Linked DNA regions of Homo sapiens: region 2 is linked to region 1. Evidence: read pairs that join two places in POLR2A ChIA-PET (ENCODE). Cell type or tissue: A673. All regions are shown on one strand. Each heading gives the region's core, and the rest is flanking DNA. Links, peaks and the distances in the headings are about the cores only.

What was found. Peaks named below come from ENCODE experiments on the same cell type or tissue, not always from the same donor. Only the 100,000 strongest peaks of a DNase experiment are listed, where the experiment ranks them.
Region 2: POLR2A ChIA-PET joins it to region 1 with 5 read pairs; 3 of 35 experiments call an interaction of 5 or more read pairs at or near these places.

What each region holds. Positions count from the first base shown.
Region 1 is chr2:3,145,159-3,155,259 of GRCh38, forward strand. The region is part of intron 2 of LOC107985840 (a long non-coding RNA gene); the gene reads right to left. Among named protein-coding and RNA genes, the nearest start is that of LINC01250, 24 kb to the left of the region's middle. RefSeq lists enhancers at 6,295-6,364, 6,375-6,634, 6,645-6,704. In A673, for the core only: no CTCF peak of the experiment used is centred there; no DNase peak of the experiment used is centred there; H3K27ac peaks cover 622 bases.
Region 2 is chr2:3,277,386-3,287,486 of GRCh38, forward strand. All of the region lies in intron 3 of EIPR1 (EARP complex and GARP complex interacting protein 1), which reads right to left. Among named protein-coding and RNA genes, the nearest start is that of EIPR1, 95 kb to the right of the region's middle. RefSeq lists enhancers at 3,095-3,595, 8,354-8,932, 8,933-9,510. In A673, for the core only: a CTCF peak has its summit at 9,468 (motif pointing right); DNase peaks (open chromatin) are centred at 5,266 and 9,416.

The sequences.
Region 1 (10,101 bases), core at 509-8,508:
GTCAGAGCCTGGTTTTATGCTTTCCTATTTTAAACAAACAGCCGTTTGAAGGCAAACTCTCCTTTCCCTTGATCCTGTAGAACAGCCCTAGGAGGTGCTTTTCTGATTCCTCTGACGTTTCTGCCACTCCTCTAGGATCTTTCAACCTGTTCTCCCCTCTGAGCCCACACTTAGCGGGTTCTGAACTGCTCTACTCAGCCACCCCGTCCCAATCCCGTCTGGCTCCAGCCCTAGCAGTCCTGAAGCTGCCTGCGTGTTCTCCGCTAGGTCACTAGGTCACTTACCGGGCGGTGAATGGTCTCCATTAGGAAGCCCTGCAAAGTCAGAGGCTTAATACAACTGGTCTACTGCTCACCACCCTGAGGCCAGGAGCCCGGATAGGGCTTACCTTTGTGCAGGTGGCGTGTGCTGCGATGGCCAACGGGGGCTGGAGGGCCCGGGATGGCTTTGTCCTGTCTGTGGGCTCTGGATGGGGCACCGACTGGAGCCCAGCTATCCTCTCTCTCCCTGGCCCTCCAGAGCCCCTCTCCAGCAGGGTAGGTGGGTGTCTTCATATGGCAGCAAGGACCCAGATCAGAGGCTGGCACCGTGCCCTTCACAGCACGTAGTGATCAGAGCAGTCACCGCCAGCCTGGGCTGGAGGAGCGGATGCAGGTGAGAAGGCGTCACCGGCCTTTGGGACCAGGCCCTCGGGCTGCCACCTGCAGGCAGCCACCACCCGCCTGTCCTTCACACAGAGCTGGGTCTATTCCCCCACATCCTTCCTTCCTGGTGGCACACGGCCTGAGGCCCACAGAGGAAAGGCCCCTTTGACATGGGCCCAGTCCTGGGAAGCAGCAGGAGAACAGACACAGTTGCCAGATACGATCCCAGCTCTGCCACACGCAATTCCATGACCTGGAACGCCTCATTAACCTCACGGAGACTCAGTCTCCTTTGCGGTCAAAGGATTGTAATTGTACACACCTCCCAGGGCTGTTGGGGAAATTAATAGAATCCACTTCTGTAAAATTCTGTATTCAGCAGGCCCTCAACGGCTGGAAGCTATCACTGTTAGTAGAATGATCGCACTACCATCTCAGCAAAAGCCACTCAGTACATCCTGATTCCAAAGCAGGACCTGGACTCACTCATTCATGTCAACATTTAGGAGGTGCTATTCTACGAGTCACTTGGTTGGAAAGGGTGGGACCCTGTGGCCAAGCGCTTCTTCCTGCCCAGGGAGCTCGCCCTGGGGAGGTGGTGGGGACCAGCAACAGCTGCTAGGCAGAAACCCCGGCTCCACCCCTCTCACTGTGTGGCCTGGGGCAGCTGTGTGAGCCTCTCTGTGCCTCCGCTGTCAAATGAGAATGACATTGACCTCTTAGGATTAAATCAGAGAATGTTCCTAAAGTGCTGAGAACAGCGCCTGACATATTAAAAGCTTCGGATGCGTTTGTCATCACTGACATCTAATAAAGAAGAGAATAAGAGGGTTTTTCCTGCATTTCCCCTCTGACCTCTACCTCTTCTGGCTGAAAACCTTTAGGCCTAGTGCCCTCTCCTTTATTTGTTTTACGCTATGTTCTCTATAAGCCATGTTGAATCCTTAGTGAAATGAAGCCCAGCATAAATAAATGAACAAATGCGGCCTCAGATGCGTCCAACCTCACCAGCCCTCTCGCCCCCAGGATGTCCTCAGCGATCACCACGGCACTCTCTGAGGCCTGGCCCAACCTCACCAGCCCTCTCGCCCCCAGGATGTCCTCATCAATCACCACGGCACTCTCTGAGCCCTGGCCCAGCCTCACCAGCCCTCTCGCCCCCAGGAAGTCCTCATCGATCACCATGGCACTCTCTGAGCCCTGGCCCTGACCTGTGCCCTCGGAGGCTCCTGCCCGCTGCTGAGTCCGGCTGAGTAGTTGCCATTCCTCTTCCTGGTTAGATCCTGCTCCATTTCCAGCTGGAAAGTCGTCATCCACTCTGGGGATTTACTCTGCTGGAGTCGGTCAAGCCGCCCCAGAGCCTCACTCCCAGGGACTTCAATCTCACGGAGCCGGACTCAGATTTACTGTGGAAAACATCCCTGGAATAGGCATTGCCTCATCGTCCTCTCTGGGGAAGACGGATGCGCCGGGAGCTGCCCCAGTGGGTGCACATGGAGCTCCTCGGGGAGCTGGGCCCACCCCAAGGACCACCGTGGCTGCAGCTGGCTTCTTCATGCACTAGGGCTGGTCCTCGGAGGACAGTGGCAGCCACAGGCCACACTTTGGCTGTGCCGGGAGCCCCCAGACACCAGGACAGAAAGGAGACCTCGGGGAGACTGGCTTGCCAGGTCTCTGCCTCTCCTTTCTAGACAAGAAACCCAGACTTTCCGGGAGGTGCATCATCACCTGAAACCAAGAGGCCCAGACCCCGGCTGGGGAATAGTAAGTAAGGGATGCTGCAAACGCACTTGGCTGCAGTCAAACCTCTCTGCCCTGATGCCACTCTGCCGCCATCCCATGAAACACGAGAACGCCTGCCGTGGGGAAAGCCCTGCTCATCCCAGCTTCCCGGAGTATCTGTCCCAGGGAGTGAAGGGAAGCAGGGCCGGCTCGCTGGTGAAGACTCCGGCTTTCTCCATTCCCACCGAAGACCTTCCTGAAGGCTGGGCTGTCACCCCAGCGTCCCCGGCCCTGGCACCGGCACCAGACCCAGCACAAGGCCCCTCCTGCTGAACGGAAGGACAGACAGGCAGCGGCCGTGCGGATGAAGGACGGGTGTTCGCAGGTGGCACACATATTTTTTGTTCTCCTTAAATAATCATGACGTCCTCATTCTCCATGGAACCGCCCTTACCCTCCTCCTCTCTTCCTTTGCGGTCACTGCCGCTGTCCTGTGGGCAGTGCCGCCTCCACAGTAGTCAGTGCAGAGCAGGCCTGGATGCGGCAGTGCTTCAGAGGCCGGAGGACACCGCGGAGCCGCAGGCGCCCACAGGGCCACCCAGCAGCTCCCCCGCTGCCCCACCTCGGGCAGGCAACGGATTCCCCAATCCCTGCAGATAGAGACAGGGGCATCCCTGATCTCACGCAGGCACAGTGGGGAGTAAAGGGCAGTGCATAAGAAGCCCGGGGCTCCGAGCCTGGCACAGGACGCACGTTCCCACGTAGGTGGCTGCTTCCTCGCTTCTGCCACTGCAGCCTTGGCACACAGGGCTCTGGCCACGTGACCACCCAGGCTGCTATTCTCACTTGCCAAACACAGCCCGCCCTCATCCATCTCAGAGCCATGCTGGCTTCCTGGAGGTCCTGCCATGCTGACTTAGCATGTCCCCTGTCCCTTACTACCCTCATCCTTCCCCACAGTCAGACTCACCCTCAGATGCCCCAACTCTAGAAAGCCCACTGTTCCTCATTCCCTCCTCCTGGGACCCCAGTCAGCTCACTCAAGGGAGGCCTGGAAACAATGCTACCTCACTGTCCCTTAGCAAGGACTCCAGGCAACCTCTGTATTTACTGCAGTTGTTTACACCCTGCCTCATTCCAAGAGCAGTGTAGCTGGCAAAGGACACGCACGGAAAGGCTGATGCCACGGAGACAGATATGGATGAGCACAGCCACGGAAAGGCCTGAGGCTGCTCAGGATGAGCGGGAACTGTCACTTACCTTGAGCATCCAGGGCACAGGTGCCGTGCTGGACCCCCGCAGGGTGCACAGGCACTGAGAAGGGCTCAAAAGAACTGCCTCTGCCTGCAACACAGCTGAGGAGACCGACATAGCCATGTGTGAAACCCTGGGTGTCACGCGTTTCGCACTAGGGAAACACCACCCCTGCAGCTGGGGCAGAGACCCCTGGCAGCCAGCCCTGGAGGAGGCGTGGGCTCAGGGAGCAGCCGGAGATGGATGGGGAGGGGCCGGGACGAGGAGGCCGCGTGGCTAGCATGGCGAACATGGGCGGCTGGGCACCAGGCTCACCCACACATGGGGAATCCACGTGTCCTTTACCCACCTGGAACCTGTTTGCTGAGTTGATACATAAGATCGACTCTGTAGCAGCACTTGGTGAATTTAAAAAATTAATTGTAAAGGAATTTATACCTTATTGCAAAGACAACTGTTTATTTACTAGAAATTAGGCACTGAGATTCCTATCTTGATGGATTATAAAGCCCCTCCTGCCCCTGCCCATATTTCCAGTGTTGTTCCACCAAGTCTCTCCCATGAGAGGGAAGCTTCTTTGAGCCAATGTGGACCAGTCACGAAAAAGTGGGGGGACCAAGCATGAAGACCATGTTGTCACCAAGAGGCATTGTCCTGAGCCAGGTGGGGCCGGACCTTCCCCAGCCCCTGCCCCTGCTAGGAAAAGTGCTGCGACTCCATGGAAACCTTCTCCTGGGGTGGGAGCCAGAGGGAGACGCACCCAGTCTGCAGGGTCCGGCCCCCGTGGGCATGCCCAGTCCCTCAGGGTGTCTACCCATAGCCAGCATGTGGTCTTTCCAGAGATGCCTGACCTGGGCACACCTGGGCTTGGGGGAACCCTGACCCCTGACAGCCTGGGCGATGCCCCAGCAGCTGAGATGACAGCACACAGAGCCTTTTCTGCAACAGAACTTGGGGCTCGAGTGTACTCAAGGTGCTGACTCCTGGACGTTCCTGCCAAGGGGGTCCTGGAGATGGCTCGAGTGGCCAAGAGCTCAGGGCCAGCTGTCTACTCAAGGCACAGGCCCCAGAAGGTTGCCTGGGACAGTTTCCCGCAGACCTGGCCATTGCCATCTTAGTGACTGGGCAAGGACTTCGGAGATGTTTTTATTCAAATATTAGGTTGTCCAAGTAAAACAAATCTGCATTTCTTTTCTCTGAGGGATCCAGTGAGGTGGTTTCACTTTGACTTTTATTAAGCGATCTGTAAACATGAGTTTGGCTGATTTAGCTGACCTGCAGGAAAACGTTCCTCACCACTTCCAACCCTCCCACTCCATCCCAGCAATATGCTACAAAACGCTCAAAAACAGGTCCACTTAAACCTCACAAAATCAGATCAGTGTCGGGGCCTGGAGGGGAGTAGGGACAATGTGTGTGAAAGTGAAAAGCCATAGTTGGAAACTCTTCTCAAAGGACTATAATTTTAGTATTTTCAAGGGCAGACTACGATCCATAAGGACTAATGTGAGAATGTCCTGACCGGGTGCAGTGGCTCATGCTTGTAACTCCAGTGATTTGGGAGGCCAAGGTGGGAAGATGGCTTGAGCCAGGAGTTCAAAACCAGCCTGGGCAACATAGCGAGACTCCATCTCTACAAGAAAAAATTAAATAAAAATTTTAAATATTAGCTGGGCATGGTGGTGCGCGCCTGTAGTCCCAGCTACTTGGGAGGCTGAGGCAGGAGGATCAATTGAGTCCAGGAATTTGAGGCTGCAGTGAGTGATGACCATACAACTGCATTTTAGCCTGGGTGGCAGAACAAGACCCTCACTCTAAAAAGATTTTTCTTTCTTTTTTTTTTTTTGAAAAAAGAGCATCGTGGATCATCGTGGCAGATGGGAGTCAGGACTAGATTGCAGCTCCGACTCAGATGGATTGAGCAGTGTGTGGAGGCTCACATCATTAAGTTTAGATCCAGAACAAACCAGGAATCCCAAGAGGACCCACCGACCCTCTGAAGGAAGCAGACAGCTGCAGGACCTGGGAGACACCCCAAATACTGTGAGTGCCCCAACAGTGGAAATGGGAAAGGAAGATCCTCCGCCCCCGAGCACACACCCCCACTGGGGAAACTGAAGGTCTAGTTTTCGAGAGAAGTTTCCAACCTTACCTGGAGTTGAGTCAATTTAGAGAGCAGAGCGAAATACAGGGGTAGAGGAAGCAGCGGGAAAGGCCCTGGGAGCTCGCTGGGTCCCCAAGCAGCCCATTCCTACGTGGCAACACAAGGATCTTTTGGCAGGGTGACCGGAGGTGCAGGGCGGGGGAAATGCAACAGGGAGAAGGAATTCTCCAGCCGAACTTTGTAACAATTTGAACCAGGCGAGAAGCCTCCTGGCCAGAACTCAGGGGAGGGTGAGAGCTGGTGTATAGACTCCACAGGCGGGGGAAGAATGAAAGCCCTAATTGCTTTTGCAGCTAGGGGGTGGTGGGTAGCCTGGGGCGAGTTCTCAGCCCTGCTCGCCCACTGCCTGGAAACAGACTCGGTGCTGTTAGTGGGGCCACAGTGGGAGTGAGACCAGCCCTTCAGACTGCATGGGAGTTGGATGAGGCCTGTAACTGCTGGCTCTCTCCTACTTCCCTGACAACCTCCATGACTCAGCAGAGGCAGCCATAATCCTCCTAGATTCACCACTCCATTGACCTGGGAACCTCACCCCCATCCCCCAAAGCAACCACAGCAAGACCCAACCAAGGAGAGTCTGAGCTCAGACATGCCTAGCCCTGCCCCCACCTGATGGGCCTTCCCTATCCACTCTGGTACCTGAAGACAAAGAGCATATACTCTTGGGAGTTCTGGGGCCCTGCCCACCACCTGTTCCTCCCCATACTACCACAGCTGATGCTCTCTGGAAAGCACCACCTCCCATCAGGAGGCCAACCAGCACAAAAATAGAACATTAAACCACCAAAGCTAAGAACCCTCACAGAGCCCTTTTCACCCCCCTGCCACCTCCACCAGAACAGGTGCTGGTATCCACGGCTGAGAGACCCACAGATGGTTCACATCACAGGACACTGTGCAGACAACCCCCACTGCCAGCTTGAAGCCGGGTAGATGTGCTGGGTGGTTAGACCCAGAAGAGAGTTAATAATCACAGCATCTCGCCTCACAGGAAGCCACATCCATAGGAAAAGGCGGAGAGTACTAACTACATCAAAGAAACACCCCATGGGACAAAAGAATCTGAATAACAGCCTTGAGCCCTAGACCTTCCCTCTGATAGAGACTACCCAAATGAGAAGGAACCAGAAAACCAGCTCTGGTAATATGACAAAACAAGGCTCTTTAACACCCCCCCAAAAATCACACTAACTCACCAGCAATGGATCCAAACCAAGAAGAAATCCCTGATTCACCTGAAAAAGAATTCAGGAGGTTAGTTATTCAGCTAATCAGAGAGGGACCAGAGAAAGGCGAAGTCCAATGCAAGGAAATCCAAAAAATGATACAAGAAGTGAAGTCCATAGTCACCAAAACAGCATGGTACTGGTGTAAAGTAGGCACATAGACCAAAGGAACAGAATAGAGAATCCAGAAATAAACCCAAATACTTAACAGCCAACTGATCTTCGACAAAGCAATCAAAAACACAAAGTGGGGAAAGGACACCCTTTTCAACAAATGGTTCTGGGATAATTGACAAACCACATGTAGGAGAATGAAACTGGATCCTCATCTCTCATCTTATACAAAAATCAACTCAAGATGGATTAAAGAATTAAACCTAAGACCAGAAACTATAAGGACTCTAGAAGATAACATTGGAAAAACTCTTCTAGACATTGGCTTGGGCAAGGATTTCATGACCAAGAACCAAAGGGCAAATGCAAAAAAAAACAAAGACAAATAGCTGGGGCCTAATTAAACTAAAGAGCTTTTGCACAGCAAAAGGAACAGTCAGCAGAGTAAACAGACAACCCACAGAGTGGGAGAAAATCTTCACAATCTATACATCTGACAAAGGACTAATATCCAGAATCTACAACGAACTCAAACAAATCAGTAAGAAAAAACAAACAATCCCATCAGAAAGTGGGCTAAGAACATGAATAGACACTTCTGAAAAGAAGATATACAAATGGCCAACAAACATGAAAAAATGGTCAGCATCACTATTTATCAGGGAAATGCAAATCAAAACCACAATGCAATACCACCTTACTCCTGCAAGAATGGCTATAATCAAAAAATTAAAAAAAAAACGGTAGATGTTGGCGTGGATGTGGTGAACAGGGAACACTTCTACACTGCTGGTGGGAATGTAAACTAGTACAGCCACTATGGAAAACACTGTGGAGATTCCTTAAAGAGCTAAAAGTAGAACTACCATTTGATCCAGCAATCCCACTACTGGGTGTCTACCCAGAGGAAAATAAGTCACACGAAAAAGATACTTGCACACGCATGTTTACAGCAGCACAATTCACAAGTGCAAAATAGTGGAACCAACCCAAATGCCCATCAATCAACAACTGGGTAAAGAAATTGTTTATATATATATATATATATATATATATATATATATATATATATATATATGATGGAATACTACTCAGCCATAAAAAGGAATTAACGGCATTTGCAGCGACCTGGATGAGATTGGAGACTATTATTCTAAGTGAAGTAACTCAAGAATGGAAAACCAAACATCACGCTCTCACTGATATGTGGAAGCTGAGCTAGGAGGATGCAAAGGCATAAGAATGATGCAATGGACTTTGGGGACTTGCAGGGAAGGGTGGGAGGGGGCGAGCGATAAAATGCTACAATTAGGGTGCAGGGTATACTGCTCGGGTGATGTGTGCACCCAAAGCTCACAAATCATCACTAAAGAACTTACTCATGTAACCAAATACCACCTGTACCCCAATAACCTATGGAAAAAAAAATAAATAAATAAAGAATATCCTAAGGCCAGGTATATGGAGACCTACTGTAACAGACGACCATGGCATGGGAGCTGCATATCAATTATTAATAACTGAGTGTCCCTAGAGTACTCAGGAAAAACTTCATGTTCTCCTGAGTAACCTAATTTCTAATGTGTATTTAGTAAACCTTTAAATATTTTAAATTCTAAAATGAAAGTAATAAATGCATAGGTTTAACATTTGAAAGAGTGCAGGAGGGCTGATGAGAGAGACAGAGAGAGAGACAGGGAGAAATGGAGGAAAGGAAAAAGGGCGATGCTGGGCGGCCCCCAAACAGCCCTCCCACCTCCAGCCCTGCTCCTCAGGGGTAACCGCTTTTAATGGTTCTGATTCCATTTCTTCTCTGGTTACTTCCCAGATCTTTCTGATTTCTTGATCAGCTTATTTTCCTATTATGATCAATAAGAATTTAGCTGTCTTTACTATTGTTACAGCCTCCCAATAGTTACATCAATATTGACAGATGTACCTTCCATTATCTAACTGCAGCAGTAAGCAATACACGTGACACTCCCCGCTAATGACAGAAGGCACCCCTGATCCCTGAGACTAGGTATTGGCACCGCCAGCCTTCCCCCCTGCCCTGCCCTCACCGGCTTCCTCTTCCTGCTTTTGACGGTGGCGCCCTGCCTTATTAAGCTTCCTGACACGTGCACTGTATTTTTACTCATGGGTAAGTCTCTGTGCTTTGTCTGTAGAGTCCAAAAAGTTGAAAACCAATTAACCTGAATTATTAATAGTTAGCATAGCTAACTCCTCTAATAGATAAACCTCCAAATATAAAATGGCATAAACACCATCATTTGTTTCTTGCTGATGTACGTGTTCCTGAAGATAAGTGGGTCCATGGAGTGGCATCTCCTCCTCAGCCACTCAGGGACCCAGGTGACCCAGGCTCTGACATCTTGAGCGTGAGACTCCACGGTCATCCAGTTTCAGCCGTGGGAGGGGAAACTGGCCAAAGGAGCACGATGTGGGTGTTTTTAATGGGCCAGGCCCGGGTACACTGGCATCATTTCCACTCACAGGCATCCAACAGCACCTTGTCACATGGCACACCTAGACGCACGGAAGATGCACCTAGAGCTACTTTGCAGCAGGCTGGCTGGGCCCCATTCCCGGCTGCCTTAGGTGATTTGCATGGTTCACTGCAGAGCCCAGCACCGCTGCAGGGTTGCACCCCTCCCTCTACGTCCAATGACTCAAAGCATAAGCCACGCCTAGGAAAATGTTCCTGGTGTCAAACGCAAATGACTTTTCCTTTCCTAGACTTTACCAATTATTCAAAACCATCATTGTTTTTATTGTTCCATACTGGGGCCCTATCTTTATTATGTGGTTGTTTTTCTAGAATTTCTAATTGCCTTTTCCTTGTTGAGAAAGAAGAAATATTAATGCTATTCACCATTGTCCCAATTATACATTTGAGCTTCTTATGCATTTCATGGATTGCTTAGAATCAGTTCTGTTTTTTTTTGCAGTTGTCATTTTCATTAAGTTAGATTCA
Region 2 (10,101 bases), core at 1,475-9,474, 130 kb after region 1:
GTGATTTACATGCGGGATACTCAGGTCTGCAGAAATGCCTTGACCCCATGTCAAAGATGAACAGCTTCAAAACCTTACCAGGTGATGGGTGGCAAGACCATTCTGCAAACATTTACTTCGCCCTGCCTGTGTGGCCTTCACCTACGTGCTTTACAAATAAGAACTCACTTACCCGGTGAACAACCCCAGGCCGTGGGAACTACTCCCCGGGGTGTTCATCTGGTTCCTTTTCTCATTAATTAAGTGACCCACCTGACTAGGCTGAGTAACGCCCACCTGCTACTCTAAGGAGCCCGGGGCATGAGTGGGGGTCCCTGCCAGGCGCTGCCTGCAGTCGGCCGTATCTCAGCCCCTACCCTCCATTTACTTGTTGCGCAGCCTCGGCTAGGGGCCCTGACTGCTGCGAACATTGCTGCCCCATCTGTGCGTCTCTCAGGCTGAGGTGAGCATGGAAAGGAGCTACATGAAAAGGCGTGTTTCACGGTGGACTTGAGCCCTTGGACGGCACTAACCAAGCGGCACTTCCTCGGCCCGTCCCTGCGTTCTCCAGCCATTCATGGAATGAGGGGGCACAAGCCAGTCAGGGCTGCACCAGCACTCCCATTTCAGGGCCCCAGCCCACCCTGTGCTCCCAGGCCTCCCTCACTAGGGAACTGCCCTTCCTAATCATCCCTGGGAATAACAGGAGGGTCTGCACCTGTGGTTGAACTTCACCTGGTCCCACCACCGTCCCCAGGCTCACTCAGTCTGTCTGTGGGGACTCCAGGTACGAGGCACAGGCCCCAGAGGCCCAGGGGAGTCTGAGATGGAAACGAGAGGAGGGGGAGACGCAGGTGGATGGCAAAGGCCACCTGCATCCCTGCATCCTGCCCCATCAGCTGCTGCCATCCACACCACATGCAGACTGTGGTTGGTGCCACTGCCCACATGCCCTGCCCTTGGACCATGGGCCCCATGCTGCCCAACCAGGAACCTCCTCCAAGCTACCACTTCTCTGCAGGAGCCAGGGGAACCTGCCTTTAACCTGTGGCCAGCCAGCCCTCTGAGAGAGTACCCTCCCTCCGTGCAGAGCTGCTCTGCCCAGGGCACCATCTCTCCTTAATCCAAGCCCTGTCCTCCCCAGTCCCCACAGCACCCTGGCAGGAGCAGGCTGGGAGGCAGCCAGGCCCAGCTCACCCTCTTCCTTCCTCACGACTTCCGACCCCTGAGGTTGGCCTGGCCTGGCCTGCTCTACCGGAGGCTCCACTTGTGGCCATTTCTTTAAGGGGAGGGGCCTTCCCCTCCAGCTGAGTCCGCTTCAGGGCCCCCAGACCATCAGCGAGGTCGGCCCACCTCCAAAACCCAACTACATACAGGATTCAGGCAAGCCCGGAAGATCAAGCAGATGGAAGGCCATGTCTGCCCCAGCAACCCCATAACTGGCAACCCCATAAGCCCCACAGAGGCTGCCCTGTGCAGGGAGGAGGTCACGGGGGGCACTGCCCAACCTCCCGCCAGCCCATTAGCCTCACCTCCAGCCAACAGAAGCAATCTGGCAGACAGCATAAACCTTGGTTGATACGTGAGTTCACCTGTGCTCTGAGTACATCGAACCATTTTTTTATGCCTACAGAAGGAAACAGTGACATCTGCTTGACATCAAACTACTTTCTGGACAGTGACTCGACACCCATGTTCTCACTAAAACAGGAAAATGTGGGTTTGCCAGCATTTGCTAAAGCAAATGTGACACACAGCACTTTAGGAGGTAGTTTTTAAAAATCAGCATTATACACCTCGCAACCGATCATGTCAGAAATTAATTAACACCCCTCACTCCAAAAAATCTTCATCCCTTCATTCTTTGGAAATCTGATGATTTTCTGACTGATGTAATTAGGTTTCCAATATTTTTTCCCACACTGGAATATCAAAAACACTCTCTTATAAAAATATTCAATCAATTTATCTGTAAAAACATATTTGTCAGTAAATACTGGGAAGAGGTCGGAATAGTCTGTCACCTTGAGCCCAGCGAGGTAGCGTAGGATACAGGGATGCAGGGCCAAATGGACATCATACCAGGCAAGGTCGGAATCCCCGCTTGTGGCCTGCTGGCTGGGATCCTGGGCAAGGTGTCACTTACAATCCCTAAGCCTCAGTCTCCCCAGCTGCAAAATGTAGACAGATACCAATGCTTCTCTTCTGGGGATTTTTAAAATAATAAATGAGATGGAAATGAATGCACATATCATGCAGCCTAAGAGATAAGGTAGACACTCAACAGAAGCGAGTTTAAAGAAGGTATGGAATGGTGAATGCCCAGGCACGAGGGTCGGGACAGCGGCCTGCTCATCTGTGCAACTGCAGGAGGCTGCTCCGCTGACCTGACGCGCAGAGCTGTGAGGTGAACCAACACCATGATGCGAAGTTACACACAACCCAGGAAGTTTAGGTGTGTTCCATCACATGCCAAACGATTCACTGGAATCAAACACCTCTCACTTATATCCACGTCTCTGGCTAAAAAGAAGTAACAGGACCTCATCCTCTTACTAGTCACCGCAGCGCAGCCTGGAGCCTATCAGCTGCAGTTTTGCAAGTAGCTTTTTGTAAGGACGGAGAAAAGAAAAATAAATGTTACTATTTATCTTTCTATTTTTATGTATTTGTATGATTTCTATGGAGCCCATTCTGGTTCACCATTTTCTTGTAATCACCTTAGAAGAGGAAAGGGATGTGTTGTGGTTTATGCCTTTCCGATTCTTTAACTGTGAGAAAAAAGGGGAGATGCAGCAGTAATTCCAAAACACTCTTCCTTCCACACTGACCGCCCTGCTTAGCCCCTTTAAACCTGAGTCCGGAGCCTCACAGGTTGCAAAGCACCGTGGTGGTTACCCACAGCTACAGACAAGTCGGCAAAACCTTAAGGAGGCTCCACGCTCCCTCACGCACACAGAGGAACTCGGACCCGGTCTCCCAACTCCTCGCCCGGCCTCGTTCCCATCCTCCAGGTGCCTCGAGGCGGCATCTCAGGCTTCACACGAGCCACACCCTGGCATGAGGAACAGGATGGGCCGCGGGTGAGTGGCCCTGGGAAGACTGGCCCCGCCTCTCTGCTTGTCTCCCCCAACTTGAATCTAACCTGCTCCAGGGGAAGAGGGGCTCTGGCCAACTCGCTCACAACCCTGACCGCGCCTGCAGATGGGAAGGGCTCAAGGCTGCGAGCAAACGAGGTTGCCTTGTCTAAGTCAGCTACAAGTATCCGCTCTGATTTTAACATCAGCAGGCCTGTTTTGTTCAGGGGAAGCTCTTTCCTTCACTCCCATGAGAGGCCACTGGCATGGCTTCCACAATATGGCTCCTAGAGGTGATGGCACCCAGAGGGACATGGCCAGTGCCACAGTGAAAGCTGTGCCTTCCAGCGCACTCAAGGAGAGGCAGCTCCTCTCAGCCTCAGGACATGAGAAGCTGCATGCCCAGGTTAGAGGTCTGAGCACAAGCAGCCAGTGCCACCCGCGCCTCCTCCTGTGGTCATTTCCAGGAGCCGCCTGTGCAGCTGCTGCTGCTGGACGCTCTTCCTCCCCTTGATCTCCCTCCTTCTGGTGACTCATCCCTGTACCTGGCCTCCAGCTTGGGGTGCTGTCTCCTACGTGGTCCTCTAGGAGAACCCAAGCACCATACCCACCCCCATCCACATAAAGCCATGTTCCCTGGGCACAGCACCCTGTCCTTGCCTTCATGGCTGGAATGCACACCACACTCCCTGGTCTTTCGGTACTCGAGGTCTGGCTCACACAGTTGAGTGGACACAAACATCCACTCAACAACTTGGAAATCAGGGAAGTCAGATTTCTCTTCTTGGCCCAAAAGTGCCCTCTGGTTGTGGTGGCTGGGACCTGCCCTCCTTCTCGGTGTCCCTCCAGGAAGGCTGGAGATTTGTTTACAGAAATCCAGTGAGCGTGCACATTTCCTGAGAACATAGGGCGAGTTAGTGAGCACTTCTCAAAAGTCAGAAGTCTTCATTATGAAAGGTAAACAGATCCAGGGATTAGGCGCCTGGGAATACTTACATCTGTTTCATGAAAAGGTAAAGCAAAGCAAAACGATGGAAAAAGGCACATAAAAGAGAGCAACTGGAGTGGTGAGATGAAAAAACTGAGGAAAAATCTGGAAATTTAGTCAGCGGCTCCAAAAAGTCACTATTATCACACAGTGCTCATGAGCAACACCCACGTATACAGGAACGCGTGCCTGGAAGGGCTCAGTAGATCGAACTAGCTCCCTTCAGACGGTCAAGGCGGAAACAGCATTGACATTCATTATGTTACAATGTGGAATATGCCAAATATTCTTATTTTTACCTGTCCAACCATCCCAAATTAAAATTTTATGTTGAAACTTGATTCTGAAATAAATTATTTGGATTTTCCATATCTTTTCAAATGTAACTGTGTTTATTTCAAATTCCTATAGATCAGAGAGAAAAAACAAACAAAAAATAGTTTTAACAAAATGAGAGATTAAAACCAAAGTTTCTGCGGGATGATAGAGACCCTTTTTAAGCACTAGAGGGGCTCACATGAATGGAACTGAGTGTTAGGTGGAAATACCAAGTTCAAATGCCAGGATGCTTTAAAAGGGGCACTGCGTACGTGGAAATGAGAATTTTATATTCAATGCCACAAAAAAAGCTCACTGATGAGAGCCAGTTGGTGCAGCCGTCAAGTGAAGGAGGAATCCCTGCAAAGATCAAATAAGTAAGTTTATGAAAATTCTAGGACAAACCAGCCAACAGGAGAGCCAAGTCAGCTCCCTGCTGGGTTGGTGTCGGCAACCATCACCAGCCCCGGGCCACCGTCAGGTGGGGGCACTGCCCCTCTGTGCAGCTTGCACAGAGGCCTGAAGATGGACAGCTCTGCGGACATGGCTAGCAGCTGCCCTGGACTGAACATGCTTTTACCCTCAGACCAAGTGGTGAAATCTGTCTTTCCAGCCTTTTGTGTGGAAAAAACAAAAAACACAGCCCCACAGACTTCAATGAGCCCGGCACTTCCTTTCTTGTGTTCCCTCGTCACTCCCTCCCACCTGGTGCATAAACATACCCAGATTGCGGTCTCTGTCTCGTTAGTCATCCCGTTCATTCCCTCATGTTTAACCTTGAAACCCGACTGCCAATGCACTGACATCGGTGCCTACAGACGGCCGCACGGGCTGCTGCGCCGGCTCCTGGCAGGGTGTGTGCTTTGATGGGCTCTGGGGGCAGAGCCAGCTGGCGGCGGCAACTCCGTTGCCCAGGGAACAGCCATTGAAGTGTGCGCTCCCGAGTCTGCACCAGGCCGGCGCCTGTCGCGGTGCTGGCTGAACCTCGGCGCTGCAGGGGCTGTGCCCGGCGGGTGCCCATTAGTGCTCTCCGTGCTCCAGGAACAAGGAGCAGGTCCAGAGGCCCCGCTCTTCCCACTGACAAACGGGCTTGGTTTGCTGCCTTATTAATGACTACGCCACTCTCACCACCCAAACAAAATGCACAGAGTAGGAGGAAAGAATTAGCTTCGAGGAGGTGCTCTTACTATTTTTAGACAATGCCTGTCAGCTACAGAGCAGCGGAATAGCCCTGAATACCTAGGGGTGATCTGTCCTTTTACTTAATGCAAACTCTGCTTTATTTTGCTTATTTATTCCATTTTCAGTGCCCCCCAACCCAATTTAGTCTTCCCTGTTTTTGCAGTCCTCATTTGGAGAATATATGAAACATACCAGTCCTTGCCACTTTGAGGAATCAGGGGAAGGCCAGCTGCCCCAACCCTTGGCTCCCACTGCCATCACAGTGATGAGGCTCTCCTGGGGCAGGGACATCCTAAGAGGGTCCATGCAGCAAATGCACCTCTCAGCACCACCACGCTGGGCTGGCCTCCTCCCCACACCAGCAGCATGGCGCACTGGTCCGAGCAGCCAAGTAACACTGCGCCAACAAACATGGAGGCACCCGAGGGGCTGCGAACCACCAGGCCCACCTCCTGCCCTGACCACCCCTCCTAGCAGGTGGCGGGGCCACTCCTATCTCCTCACTCTGCAACCCAAGCTGAGGGGGAAGCTGCTGCCTCCGCATTGCCTGCAGTGGCACAAGAGGACTGAGAAGGAGCTCACGCCCAGAAGTGATGCACCACGTTCACACCCCGGCACACTGGCCAAAACTCGCCATGCCTTCCCCCAGCTGCAAAGGACGCCCAGACGGGCAGGAGAGCCAGATACCAGCGAGCACCACTAGTTAAAGAGGGGAAGAAAAGAAAAGGGAAAACTGCTGGGCACAGAGGCTCCAATCTAATCCCAGCACTTTGGGAGGCCAAGGCAGGTGGATCATTTGAGGTCAGGAGTTCAAGACCAGCCTGGCCAACATGGTGAAATCCCATCTCTACTAAAATACAAAAATTAGCCGGGCGTGGTGGCGGCTGTCTGTAAATCCCAGCTACTCAGAGGAGGCTGAGGCAGGAGAATCACTTGAATTCCAGAGGCAGAGGATGCAGTGAGCCAAGATTGCGCCATTGCACTCCAGCCTGGGTGACAAAGCGAGACTACATCTAAAAAAAAAAAAAAAAAAAAAGAAAGAAAGAAAAAAAGAAAAGGGAAAACAACCACCTGAGGATGTGCGAGGGAGCGGTGCAGAGGCCCAGGGCTGTCTCCCCAAGACGCAGGCCAGGAAGCAGACGTGCAAATGGGAGAGCCCACAGGCACAGAAGGCCGCGGCACGGCTGCAGGTAAGGTGGGCACATGGAGATGGGGCCGGAGGCCGCCCACAGGCACAGAAGGCCGTGCCACGGCTGCACGTAAGCTGGGCACATGGAGATGGGGCCGGAGGCCGCCCACAGGCACAGAAGGCCGCGCCACGGCTGCACGTAAGCTGGGCACATGGAGATGGGGCCGGAGGCCGCCCACAGGCACAGAAGGCCGTGCCACGGCTGCACGTAAGCTGGGCACATGGAGATGGGGCCGGAGGCCGCCCACAGGCACAGAAGGCCGCGCCACGGCTGCACGTAAGCTGGGCACATGGAGATGGGGCCGGAGGCCACCCACAGGCACAGAAGGCCGCGCCACGGCTGCACATAAGCTGGGCACATGGAGATGGGGCGGGAGGCCGGGTCTTGAGCAGTGTGCAGACCACGGACAGTGGTGCAGAAAGGGAAACAGAACCCAAATGTACTCAATCTCTATTATGTGCCTGCACTTTGCATTCTTCAGCCCATCTAATGTCACTCCACAAAGCAGATGTTATTTCCATTCTGTTGATGAGAAAAGTCAGGGGCAGAGAACGGTTCACTTCTCAGGATACAGTAACTCAAATGGAGCCAGGATTCCAACTCGAGTCTGCCCAACTCCAAATCCATTTCCCCGTGTCATTATCCTGCCTTTCCGCTTGTGGCAGGAAGGAGCACACAGTTGGGAAAGGGGGGCCCGCCAGCAGCAGAGTCAGAGGAAGAGAAGGTGGCTGCGAGAGGACAGAGTGCAGAGGCCCCGGGGTAGATCGTGGTGAGGTCACTGTGAGAAGGGAAAGCGGGTGTCAGAACCACGTGACCCAGCAACTCTCCCCAAGAAAGAAGAACAGACGTGTAGGTATGGATCTTCAATACAGCATTGTACAAGGGCAAGATAGTGAAAGTCAATGTCCCCCAATGGAGAAGTGGTTAAATACACAGGGACACGTCAGACCACCATGGAAAATGTCCTCGTGAAAGATGGCTGCTCACTCCATCTCAGGGCAGGCCGGACAGTCCCCCGAGGTCAGCGAGCCTGTGGCCCTCACTGCCTCTGTCTCCACACAAACTGGAGACACCCAGCCCAAGAGGAAGAACCTGGGACAGGGCAGGGGAGAAGCAGGCTCCAAGCACACCCTGGAGCAAACCTCAAAGTCAGGGCTGGGGTCAGAATGGGGGCCAGGAAACAGAGCCAACACCCTCCCACCCCCCCACCCCCACCCCCACCCCCCAGGTCCCAGCTGTGGTGGACGGGAGCAGCAACACCCACCGCCTGCCCAGCTGCAGCGAGCGAGCACTGGCCACGGCCTCTGCTTCTATCAAGGCTCAGGGCCAATTAAACACTGAGCGTTGGGGACTGAGCACTTCTAGCTTCAAAACAGGAGTTTGCTTGTTTTCTTTCAGAAGTGCTCCATAAGAATTAAAGTGTTGGAGTCCAAAGAAAGCTCTGCCGACCACATGGAGGCAAAGCTCAGGAGGCACTGGTGGAGCCTCAGCTTCTGATGCTGCGCAAGAGTTACTAACACATGGAGCAGAAGTCACCGATGTCTCCGGGACCCTCGCACGGAGCAGAAGTCACCGACTGTCTCCGGGACCCTCGCACGGAGCAGAAGTCACCGACTGTCTCCGGGACCCTCGCACGGAGCAGAAGTCACCGACTGTCTCCGGGACCCTCGCACGGAGCAGAAGTCACCGACTGTCTCCGGGACCCTCGCACGGAGCAGAAGTCACCGACTGTCTCCGGGACCCTCGCACGGAGCAGAAGTCACCAACTGTCTCCGGGACCCTCGCATGGAGCAGAAGTCACCGACTGTCGCCGGGACCCTCGCACGGAGCAGAAGTCACCGATGTCTCCGGGACCCTCACTTTGGAAGCAGTGCCCTGCCCTGAGGACATGGGGCAGCCGGCTGTAGGTGTTCCAGCTGTGGCTCCATCTTCCTAGCTGAGAGCCAATGCCAGCTGCAGCCACTGGGAGTGAACAAACCTTCCCAGGACTCCAGCTTTTTCCAGCCAAGCCCCCAGGCACATGGAGCAGACACAAGCCACACCTGCTATCCCTGCCTGATTCCCCACCCTCAGAACCCATGAGCAGCACAAAAGGTTGTTTTTATGCTAATAAAAAAAAATAGGTTGGCCTCATTTACAAACCCAGGGTGATTCGACAACTGCCGTCACCGTGCCTGCCTGTGTATGACGTGTACACACACTGCTCCTGTGTAAACGTGTGGCCGTGACATGGCCTCCGTTCAGCTCCAGGTGTCAAGTGCCAGATTCCAGGAAGCCCCAGGAGTGGGCCCAGAAGGAGCAGTGCCAAGGACCCCCGGGGGTGGGGCCATCCTACCAGGCATGTCCTGGGCACATGGGAAGACCGAGAGGTGAGGGACACTTGGTGTCCGTGACAGGGAAAGGCTGAGGCATCAGGCTTCGGGCTGTGTCTACCTTGGTGACTCTGGAAGCGTTTTCATAAGCACTTGTCATATGTCATATGCAGTGTGCTCCAGGGGAGCAGGGGATCTCACAGTCCAGAGTGCCCCGCAGAGCACCCGAGACAGCGGCTGGCAGAGCACAGGCAGCAATGCCCCAGAGGAACAAGCCAGCCCCTGCGTCCCCACGTGCTGAGTCCATCCTCCCAGCAGCTCCAAGAGGCGGAGCTATCAATTTCACATACAGACAAGGAAACCAAGGCTTGGAGAGTTGAAGCCACCGTCCAAGAACACACCAGAGTGCCAGCCGGCAGAGGGGGCTGTGGGGAGCACACAGAGTGCCAGCCAGCAGAGGGGGCGGTGGGGAGCACACAGAGTGCCAGCCGGCAGAGGGGGCGGTGGGGAGCACACAGAGTGCCAGCCGGCAGAGGGGGCGGTGGGGAGCACACAGAGTGCCAGCCGGCAGAGGCGGCGGTGGGGAGCACACAGAGTGCCAGCCGGCAGAGGCGGCGGTGGGGAGCACACAGAGTACCAGCCGGCAGAGGGGGTGGTGGGGAGCACATCACACCTAGACCCAGCTGCAGCACCAAGCTCGTTCACCACGCTCTAGAAAACTCATTCAACATGTTCCACAAAGCTCGTCCACCACACTCCAGAAAGTTCGTTCACCACGCTCCAGAAAGCTCGTTCACCACAATCCAGAAAGCTCGTTCACCACACTCCAGAAAGCTCATTCACCACACTCCAGAAAGCTCGTTCACCACACTCCAGAAAGCTCGTTCACCACACTCCAGAAAGCTCGTTCACTGCGCTCCAGAAAGCTCGTTCACTACGCTCCAGAAAGCTTGTTCACCACAATCCAGAAAGCGTGTTCACCACGCTCCGGAAAGCTCGTTCACAATCCAGAAAGCGCGTTCACCACACTCCAGAAAGCTCGTTCACCACACTCC